Linked DNA regions of Mus musculus: region 1 is linked to region 2. The links are chromatin loops, found by intact Hi-C in ENCODE. Cell type or tissue: left cerebral cortex. All regions are shown on one strand.

Region 1 (5,000 bases), 57 kb after region 2:
CACCAGCACACAGATCTTCTGGTCTGAGAGACACCTGGGCAGTGGTGAGTCTGCAGCTGGCAACTAAGATGGGATGGCTTTCCACTCGTGCACAGGAAGCTGGCTGCCCTTACTCCATCCAGGTCCTCTGTAACATCTCTCCAGCCCCGAGTATTGTTCTTTACTTGGCATCCCGTTCCCTTCCCAGGACCCAGCTCAACCCAGTCTCAGTTAAGACCCCTATTCCTGAGGTAGGTGGGCAGCTGTAAGGCCCTGCTCCAGGGATCTGTGTTCAGTGGGTGCGAAGAGGATTCCAAAAACTAAGTAGAAGGTGATTTATGTCAGAACACTGGATAAACAGTCAGGGGTGGGGGCTCTGTTTCCTTAACTTCCCAGGAGTAGGTTAACTGCGGACTTTGAAAGGAAGAACAATACTAGTCAGAACTCAGTGTGTGAGGCCACTTCTGTATGAGTGAGTGTACGGCAGGAGGGACAGACATCCATTTCCTCACAGAGCGTCTTCCTGGTAGGAGCTAGAGGCAGAGAATAAAACTAGGAAAGCTTGTATTAGCAAAGCGTGTTCTTGGGTATGGAGGGACATAATGGTCAGATTGATGGATTTGGTTTGGAGAGAGGGTTGCAGCTGTCCCCACTACTCACAGCTGCCCTTCACTCTGGGCACACAACTACAGAGTAGCAAAGACTGAACAAGATCCAGCTGGCCATACTAACCCTTACACCCTCTGGCAGTCCTCACAGGGGACACTGACCTCTGCTCCCAAGGGCCCCGGGACACTTGGCTGCCCACTCTGCCCCAAGGCCTTCCCGCTGCAACGCATGCTGACTCGGCACCTCAAATGCCACAGCCCAGCGAGGCGCCACGTGTGCCACTATTGTGGTAAAGGCTTTCACGATGCCTTCGATCTCAAGCGTCACATGAGGACTCACACTGGTAAGCAACAGCAGGAACAAAGAGCGTCTTCTGGACGCCAGATAGTGATGGTGATGGAATGACAGAGGCAGACGCATGGGGTATGGGGTTTCCAGGGATCAGATATACAATAGGGGCACAGGTAAGGAGACATAGTGTTCCAGCCAGATTGCTCAGTGGGTAAGGCCATTGCTGGCAACTCTCATAACTGAGTTAAATTCCCAGGATCCAGGTGGTATAAGATTCCTGCAAATTATTTTCTGACCCCGAAACTTGGACCATAGCATTTGTGCATGCATACGTTTGTGAGCAAACACACACGTACACAGACACCCCAAATAAGCCAGGCTTTTGGTACTTGCCTTTAATCCCAGCACTTCTGGGCAGAGGAAGGCAGATCTCTGAGTTCCAGGCCAGCCAGGGCTACACTGTGAGACCTTGTCTCACAATAAATCCATATGATATATTTCCAGGTTCCAGATTGAGAGCAGGCAAGTAGCTAAGAGTCCCTCCCTCTCTCACAAGACGCTTCCTGTTGAGGGATGGAGGAGACACATGGCCTGGCTCCTGTTGCCTTAAGCAGAAGTAGCAGATGGCTAGTGGACCACAAACATAAGTGTCTGCCTAGCTAGGAATAAAGATAGGGAGTGGCAAGGCCAGAAGCCTACGCTCCAAGGCCGCCATCGCCCTCTCTGCTCATCTTAACAGGAATACGGCCATTCCGCTGCGGAGCCTGTGGGAAAGCTTTCACCCAGCGCTGTTCCCTGGAAGCTCACCTTGCCAAGGTGCACGGGCAGCCAGCCAGCTACGCTTACCGGGAGCGCAGGGAGAAGCTGCACGTGTGTGAAGACTGTGGCTTCACCAGCTCTCGGCCGGATGCTTATGCGCAGCACCGCACCCTACACCGCACGACCTGATAAGACTGGCTGCTCCCTACCCACGAGAGAAATAAACACGGGAAACACTAGTGTAGAAACTGGCATTTATTACAGGTGGAAGAAGGAACGATCACTCAGTCCAGCGGTGGCCGCAGTGTGGGGCAGTGCAAACATAGTACAGGCGCATGGCGTCCTAGCAATAAGAACGTTCAGTCAGGGTCTGGACCCAGAGGATAGTGTGAGGACCAAAAGAAACGATCAAAGAAACTTTCCCAATCTTGATTTGAGTAAACAGGATCAACCCAAAACTGGCGTGTCCCCCCCACCCCTACCCCCCCAAGCACCCAGCCGCCACTCACCTCAGCTCGGGCACTGTGTGACTGAAAGAACACTGCCTCCTTGTGGCCACACCTGAGGGAATGGTTCAGTTACTAAACCGCGAAAGACCTCTCTGTGCACAGCCACTCCTCTTTCCCTATGCCAGCTGCGTACTCACTTCTGGCACGGGTGGTCCTCCGTCCGGGGCAACGTGGGGTCCTGGGACACGTCTGCGATGATCTGGGTCAGCTCGCTGCAGGCATAGGGAAGTAATTAGCGGTCAGGCCGGGTGTCCTAAGAGGTGACCCGTGCCCCAAGCGAGGTCCCGCCACTCACTCCACTTCGTGCGTGATTTTGTTGACGTAGATGCAGCTGTTGTCGGCTTCCTGCTGGTAATCGCAATTCCGGCACTGCAGACGGGAGAGCATGTGGGAGGAGTGTCACAAACAGATCAGATCTCCAACAAGACTGGACAGGAAGGCAGGGTGTTCCCAAGGAGGGCATGGACAACATGGGAGAGAGGGTGTGCTGAGGGGTAGTCAAGAGGCGAAAGCGTGGGGGAGCCAGCAGGGAGCGCGCAGGGAAGGCGTGAACCCGCGGGCGAGAGGGTTGCCGGTACTCACCGCGTACAGCAGAATGCGATTTTCCTTGTCCTCCTTGGGGTACAGCATGTTATTACTGTGGGGAGGGGAGGTCAGAGGTCAGCCCTGGAGCCAGTCCTCACTGCCTTCCCACACCTACTGCCCGGGCCTCACCATTCCTGGCAGAACCGAATACCCACGAAGCCAGGCTCGTACGTCCCGTCGGGTTCCATAGCGACTGGGCTGCTGAGCCTTCTGCGCTTGCGCGGGCGCGCTACGGAACGCGGGAAGGGTCGCACACCGAAGCTGCACCAAACTAGGGCGATGCTGCGCGCATGCGCGGGTTCCTTATTTTTTTATTTTTTTTATTTTTTTTTTTATGGATGTCTGGCTGACGGCTTGCGTCGATCCTTTGATACCCTCTGCTACTCACTCCCGATTTCGGAACCTGCTTCCCAACTCCGAGTGGAATGGATCTAGGACAAGGGCTGGGACTATGATGCGCGATGTCATCCGCAAGGCGCTGAGCGTGAACGAGAGAATCCGCTGCTCTCTTCTTGGCCCAAGGCCAGTGCACATGCGCCGAACTTACACTCGGCGGACCGGGACAACTCCAGCCATTCTTCCCGGCTTCGGCCTCCTCCCGCCCTCCTCTCCTGCTTCCCGTGCACGGAAGGCCTCTCGGGATTGGTTGGACGTACCCGAGAATCCGCCTGTCCGTGGAGAAAGAACAGCAGCGATTGGCTGGCCATGTTAGGTGGAGAACTTGCATTGGTCAGCTCCAGAACAAGGGGCGGGACCTATATCCCAGAAGCAGCGGCGGCCACTGCGGAGCCGGTGTGAGACGGCTGAACCGCACCGCGGGCCACTCCGGGGCGCAGCGAGATGGAGGTGACGGGGATATCGGCGCCCACCGTGATGGTTTTCATCAGCAGCTCCCTCAACAGCTTCCGTTCGGAGAAGCGATACAGTCGTAGCCTCACCATCGCAGAGTTCAAGGTGTGGCCGTGGGGGCGGGGTCCGGAGGGGCGGGGCAAAGAAAAGGGAGTAGGGGGCTGAAAACTAGTGGGCGAACCTGGAGGGAAGGTTGCAGAGACTGACAGCCAGCCTCCCAGGCCTGGGAGCCCCGGAGAACAGAGTCCACCGAGTAGGGGCAGGACCCGGGAAAAATCAGACACTCCAGAGAGCCGAGGGGGCGGGTCCAGAAGGAACTGGTCCAAGGTGGGTCTTTTTGGAACTTGTTTGTTGATCAAAGTCTGAAGATGAGGCCTCTGACAGCCTTTCTCCTCATCTTGCCTCTTTACTGCAGTGTAAACTGGAGCTGGTGGTGGGCAGCCCTGCTTCCTGCATGGAACTGGAGCTATATGGAGCAGACGACAAGTTCTACAGCAAGTTGGATCAGGAGGATGCACTGCTGGGCTCCTATCCTGTGGATGACGGCTGTCGCATCCATGTGAGGACACCCTTTCCCGGGACCCGCCCCACATTCATTCACTAATTTATTTCTTCAACAAATACCATGTTTTGCCCAGTGTGATAACCAGTATAGGCTCTAGCCACATGGAAGCCCCAGTTCAGCCTGGTCAGAAGCAGACATTCAGTAGACAGTGACAAACCAGAGTTGTCTGAACTGGCTTAGGGGGAGGGAGCTCACGGGAAATTCATCAGAGGTACCAGGCTTTACCTGGGGATATCTGAAGAGGCTTCCTTGAGGAATGGGTATTTGAGCTGATATCTAGAGAATGTTCCATGGAGAGGACAAAAGTATAACACTGTAAAGAACTGAGGTGAGCCATCAAGTTCTGGCCCGATTGAGAGCAGCAAGAACACAGAAGGCCTCTGTGTGTATCAGCTCACATCATTCTGCCCTCAGCCTCTCCCCACCTTCCCTACTCATTCCCTCCCTGCTAAACTCTGTCCATTCCTTTTTCCAAATCTTTACTGAAGGTGTCATCCACCACCGTGGCCTATGGTGGGCCCAACACACCTGTAATCTCAGCATTCAGGAGGAGTTAGGAGGCAAGCCTAAGAGAAGCAGTGGGACTCTGTTAAAAATGAAAAACTAAAAAGGTGGCACACGCCTTTAATCCCAGCACTTGGGAGGCAGAGGCAGGCGGATTTCTGAGTTCGAGGACAGCCTGGTCTACAAAGTGAGTTCCAGGACAGCCAGGGCTATACAGAGAAATCCTGTCTCGAAAAACAACAACAACAACAACAAAAAAAAAAAAAAAAAAAAAAGTCAGAGGCTGGTCATGGAGGCTGTCAACTTGAGTTTAGTCCCTGGACCCACGCAAAGGGAAGAGAGAACAATTC
Region 2 (5,000 bases):
TGCCCCCATCATCACCATCAACACAGCTCAGCCAAGCCACCCACCATCACCTAAAGCTCCAGACTAGATTCTAGGGTGGGGACAGTGGTTACCGTAGTCTTTGGGGAGCGGAGCAGGTGCTGAGGGGTGCACAACTGGCTTCTGCCGGCGCTCCTGGGTGGGGCTGGGGGCTTCTGGAACTGGTTCGTCTTCTTCCTCCTCCTCTTCCTCCTCCCCTCGGGGCGGAGGGGCCATTGGGGCAGGATCCGTCTTAGTCATGGTCCTCTGTAGCCCTTGGGGGCCTGTGCAAAGTTGGGGGGGTGGCCTGGAGGCAAACCCTTAAGATATAGGTCAGCATGAGAGGGCTCCCCACAGCGCGGGGGTCCAAGCCCCTTCAAGAGCCACGGGCGGCCCCCTAGTCCCCAGCTCTGGATTTGGGCAACCAAAGGGATCCCCGTTACTCGTTAGAAGGCCCAGGGATATGGGCCCCAATGCCTGCCACTTCTCTCAGGCCCAGCCTCCCATTCTTCTCTTCGGGTGCCAGGCCCCTGGGTCTCGGCCGCCCCCTCCCGGGGTTTGTTTATCTAGGGATGCAGGATGCTTCGCCCCTCCCCTTCTCCCCAGCCTCCCATCTTACCTCAGATGGCGCCGATTGGAGAGCAAGGCTGGGACTGAAGAGAGTTCAGGAGTATCGGGGTGTCAGTGTCGGGGGACGAGATGGGGGACGAGAGGGAGACAGAGAGAAGGGGACGAGGCCCAGACGCTGGCGGGGGATGGGGATGGAGAAGGAGGGGCGCTGGCGGAGCATGCGCAGTGACAAGACGCGGGGGAGGAGAAGCTGGGAGACAGAGCGCTGAGGCAGACGCTGGAGGCCACGGGAAGGGGCTAGACACTCGGGATCTCCAGAGGAATGGGAGATAGTCCCCTGGAAGGATGTGACAAACATAGAGTTGGAACAGGATGAGGTAGACAGAAGGACTAAAAAGACATGGGTGGGAACGGGTGTTTTCCTCCACTTAGCAAACCAGGTCGTGTTTAGCAGTGGTGAGTCTGGTACTGTGTCAGCCCTTTGTAAACTTCAGTCCTACTCCTTCTATGCTCATCCCACGTCCCACGTAAAGGGAGGGCCACATTTTTCTCTTCACTCTTACCCTCATCACCCAGGACAGAAAGGTTAGCCACCTGCTCAAGGATGGTGGTACTTGAACCAAGCTTTGTGGTTGCGGTAGTGTAGAGAGGTGACCAACGGTCTCTGGGTGCCATCTCTAAAAATATGTATCACTTCTAGCTCAGGGCCACCTCAGCCTCACACCTGCCTGGCCTTATCTATTACACCACAAATCACCGTGGCTTCGGCCTTCCACCTCTTCCTTCTAATGGGCAGACTGGGAATTTCCTCTTCGAGATAGTTCCAGAATTTTATCCTGCCTCTCCCTGCCTGGACCAGCCTCAGCCTCCTCTATTCTCTCTGTCCTCAGCCTGGCTGAACTGGTGCCGTAATAACAAGCTCTGCCTCTGGACCTTGCTGGACTCAGACACATTTGCTTGCCTGACACCAACCCCAGCAATAGCCAGTGTTAGTAGGTATGGTACAGGCCTACAACCCTGGCACTTAGGAGGCTGAAGACGGAGGCCTTGGATCCAGAGCCAACCTGGGCAACATAGCAAGAACCAATTACAATCGCTTCCTCCTCCACCTCCTCTTCCTCTTCTTTCTCTTCCTCTTCCTCCTCTTCCTCCTCACACACACACTCTCCAGTGTGGTCCACCATAGCCCACCATGTCCCTACATGACCTTGCCTGTCACCTCTCCATCTTCACCTTCCCTTAGGATCCACTTAGTTCACTTCACTACATCTGTACCACATCCTCACAGTCTCTTCTGCCTAGGAACTCTTCCCACAGACACCTGGATGGTTCCCTCCCTTCCCTCTTAGTATTTTACCCATAAGTACCTTTTCAGTGACATCTTTGCTCTTTATAAAAATTGTACCCACCCCCTTAGGTGTTCTCTAGGGCAATCCAGCCGTCCTCACTGTGATGGCCCAGATGGTAGGGGCTCTGCAGAGTTGCTCTTACCCTGGCCCAAGTGCCCTCCAGACAGGCTCCCTCTCCACCCACGTGTCACAGACACACTGCTGTCAGCCCCTCTCCTTCAGTCTTGATTGGCTCGGAGTGATTTGGTTTATTAGTTAACTAGTTCACCTTCTTCTCAAGCAGACATGAACTCAAAGGCAGGCATGGTTTGAGGCTGTGTCACCCCACAACAGGTGTTAGCAGGCCTGCTCATTTGTGACACGGTTGCAAATGGCCTAAGCTAGCCTTGAACTTGCTGTCATTCTCCTGCCCCTGCCTTCCTCTTGGTAGGATTACAGGATTACAGGCCTATTTTGGTTGGCGGGTGCTGGATGGAACTCGGGGTGGGGTGGGGGGTGGCTCTTATAGGCAAGCCCTCTACTGCAAGGCCACTCCTACACCCCCACAGATACAGAAGGCTCTTTAACACTGGACCCTGGTTTAAAGCAGAGACCCTGCAGGTGGAGCCAGTGTCCTGGTTGCCAGTCCCAGAGGCTCTCAGACAGTACAATGGACGCTTGTGTGCGCAGGCCAGCAGGCTCTCCCAGTACAGCTGCCACACCAGCTGTTCCAAAGCTCACAGCTGTGCCCGGTGCTGCTCTTGGTGTCTCTGAACCTGTGAACTCGTTGTTTCGGCACCCCATGAGTAGCCTGGTGTTGGTCAGGGGCTCCAAGCCCTGGCACTGTGGAAGCAAGTAGGAAGGACAATAGCGGCTGCTGCCTCAGGGTCTCCCCAGAGATGGAGGTCCCAGCACCATGAAATATACTGAGCCAGAGGCTGTGTGGCTGGGCTCCAGGGGCGCAGGGGAAACTTCCTGTCCAGGAGGAAAGGGTAGTGCCTCAGGCTTCTTGGTGTTCCTGGTTCTTGGTTCTGGAAGACAGGATGGAAGGGAGGGGTTAGAACATCAGAGCAGTCAGTGCTCCCAGGGGCATTCCTCTGGGTGTTAAGGGCTGGGGTCAGCTTCTACAGGGACCTCCCTTAGAGGGGAAGACTGAGGGGCAGAATCGAAGAGGGGCTTGCCTTGGTGGGTGGGGGCTGGAGCCCAGATTCTATGGTTATTCCCTAGTGGAGAAGGCTGGGATCAGTCTCTGCAGGGACCTCCTTACCTTGTCAGTTGATGCCCTGGAGACGGTGGAGGATACCGCATCAGGCTGCAGGGAGTGAACTCCCCATCGCCATTGGAAGCAGGAGGGTGTGGAATGCTCACTTGCTCAAGTACTAGGGGCAGCTGGACACCCAGTGCTCACTGCCCATGTGCTGCAGACAGGCCTACAGCCTGGACCATCCTTCAGGGGAACTTGCAACATGGTGGATGCGTGCTACAGTTTCCCATATCCCCTGACCTGAGGATATTCATACCCAAGGGCCCTGAGCATGGCTCCAGGTTCATGCCTCCCACCCAGGCTGGCTCTCCAATGTGCACATCCTATTTTGGGGGCTCCATTATCAATCATCTCCCCTGCTCCTCTCATCCCAACTTGATTCCTCCTTCTTCCAGCTGGGTTCTATCGTGGCTGTCCACTGCCAGCCTCCAATTCTGTTCCTGTGCATGACTTTGAGAGAGAAGTTTATAAAATTTGATATATAGGATATGAGAGTCTGAAGCCAAGGGAAAACACTTCCTTCTTATCTATACAACAGGGATTCTTCCGCAATATAATCTGTGTGTATATGTGCATGCACACTCACACACACATCCAAGAAACATCCACCTACAGCTGGACATGGCGGAACACATAAGCCCAGCATTAAGGAAACTGGGTGTCTTAGTTAGGATTTTACTGCTGTACAGAGACACCATGACCAAGGCAACTCATAAACAGCATCTAATTGAGGCTGGCATACAGAGTCAGAGGTTCAGTCCATTATCATCAACACGGGAGCATGGCAGCATCCAGGCAGGCATGGTGCAGGAGGAGCTGAGAGTTCTACACCTTCATCTGCAGGGCTTTATTGGAAGCTTCCAGGCAGCTAGGGTGGGGGTCTTAAGCCCACGCCCACAGCAACACACACACACACACATTGAGAGAAAGGGAGACCAATATTTCTAAGAATGGCTACTGTATTGGTTTCTGTAGTGTTAGCGTGGATTTGGTGGCGCTCCTGTGATCCCAGCATGTAGGAGGCTGAGGCAAGAGGATTGTGCGCTCAGCCTCCTGCTTTCCACACGACTGAGTCCTGGCAGGTTCATCCTGCAGCAGCTGCTACAACCTCTGAGGCAGTAAATGTTTATCAGTAGAAATGGAGGTAGTTTGCTACCCAGCACAAGATCATTTACACAAGCACTCATCTACAAAGATCTTCACAAGGCTTTCCACACACGTTTCTTTAATGTTTTTCTTCAAATGGATCAACTTTAAGTATTAAATAATGGCAGATAGAAGAGAAATGACACCAGAAACGGAAAACTAGTAGGTGGTAGTGGTGCACACCTTTAACCTCAGCAGGCGGGAAGCAGATTTGTGAGTTGGAGGTCAGCTTGTTTCATATAACAAGTTTCAGATCAGACAGGGTTACATAATGAGATCCTGTCTTTATGCAAGAAACAACAATCAGAACTCTGCCTGGTGTGTGTGTGTGTGTGTGTGTGTGTGTGTGTGTAGGGATGGTTGGAGCATTTGCTGCTCTTGCGGAGGACTGGAGTTCAGTTCCCAGCACCCACATCAGGTGGCTCACACCTGCCTATAACTCTGGTTCCAGGGGATTCTATGTTCTCTTTTGCCCTCTGTGGGCACATGCACACACGGGACATACATACATTTTTAAAAGTAATACTAAAATATCAAAGGGAAATAAGGATGTGCATTCCAGTTTGCTTATATTTACACAAAGAAACCATAGGAGGTGGGGTGTGGTGACATACGGCTGTAATTCCAGAATGCGGAAGGCAAAAGCAGGAGAATTGCAGGCTTGAGGCTAACCTGGGCTACACAGCAAGTTACAG

Evidence for each region. Hi-C counts contacts between places; a loop is a spot of excess contacts. Peaks named below come from ENCODE experiments on the same cell type or tissue, not always from the same donor. Only the 100,000 strongest peaks of a DNase experiment are listed, where the experiment ranks them.
Region 1: it touches region 2 in a loop (2.5-fold over the local background); 9 of 42 quality-filtered maps call a loop at or near these places.

What each region holds. Positions count from the first base shown.
Region 1 is chr7:30,230,266-30,235,265 of GRCm38, reverse strand. Tbcb (tubulin folding cofactor B) reads left to right here and starts at 3,069. Exons shown (of 6, transcript NM_025548.4): 1 at 3,069-3,686; 2 at 3,997-4,140. The coding sequence starts at 3,573. Polr2i (polymerase (RNA) II (DNA directed) polypeptide I) reads right to left here and starts at 3,192. Exons shown (of 6, transcript NM_027259.1): 1 at 2,862-3,192; 2 at 2,730-2,784; 3 at 2,443-2,516; 4 at 2,285-2,359; 5 at 2,148-2,199; 6 at 1,879-1,981. The coding sequence starts at 2,920. The coding sequence ends at 1,919. Ovol3 (ovo like zinc finger 3) reads left to right here. Exons shown (of 4, transcript NM_001289817.1): 2 at 1-44; 3 at 730-931; 4 at 1,619-1,969. The coding sequence ends at 1,827. In left cerebral cortex, a CTCF peak has its summit at 2,200 (motif pointing left); DNase peaks (open chromatin) are centred at 1,576, 2,265, 3,019 and 3,350; H3K4me3 peaks cover 2,169 bases; H3K27ac peaks cover 1,682 bases.
Region 2 is chr7:30,287,459-30,292,458 of GRCm38, reverse strand. It overlaps Clip3 (CAP-GLY domain containing linker protein 3), which reads right to left and starts at 764. Exons shown (of 14, transcript NM_001360763.1): 1 at 617-764; 2 at 93-304. The coding sequence starts at 258. It overlaps Thap8 (THAP domain containing 8), which reads right to left. Exons shown (of 3, transcript NR_144498.1): 3 at 2,222-2,926. It also overlaps the pseudogene Gm50588. In left cerebral cortex, CTCF peaks have their summits at 555 (motif pointing left) and 2,508 (motif pointing right); DNase peaks (open chromatin) are centred at 777 and 2,579; H3K4me3 peaks cover 1,223 bases; H3K27ac peaks cover 1,642 bases.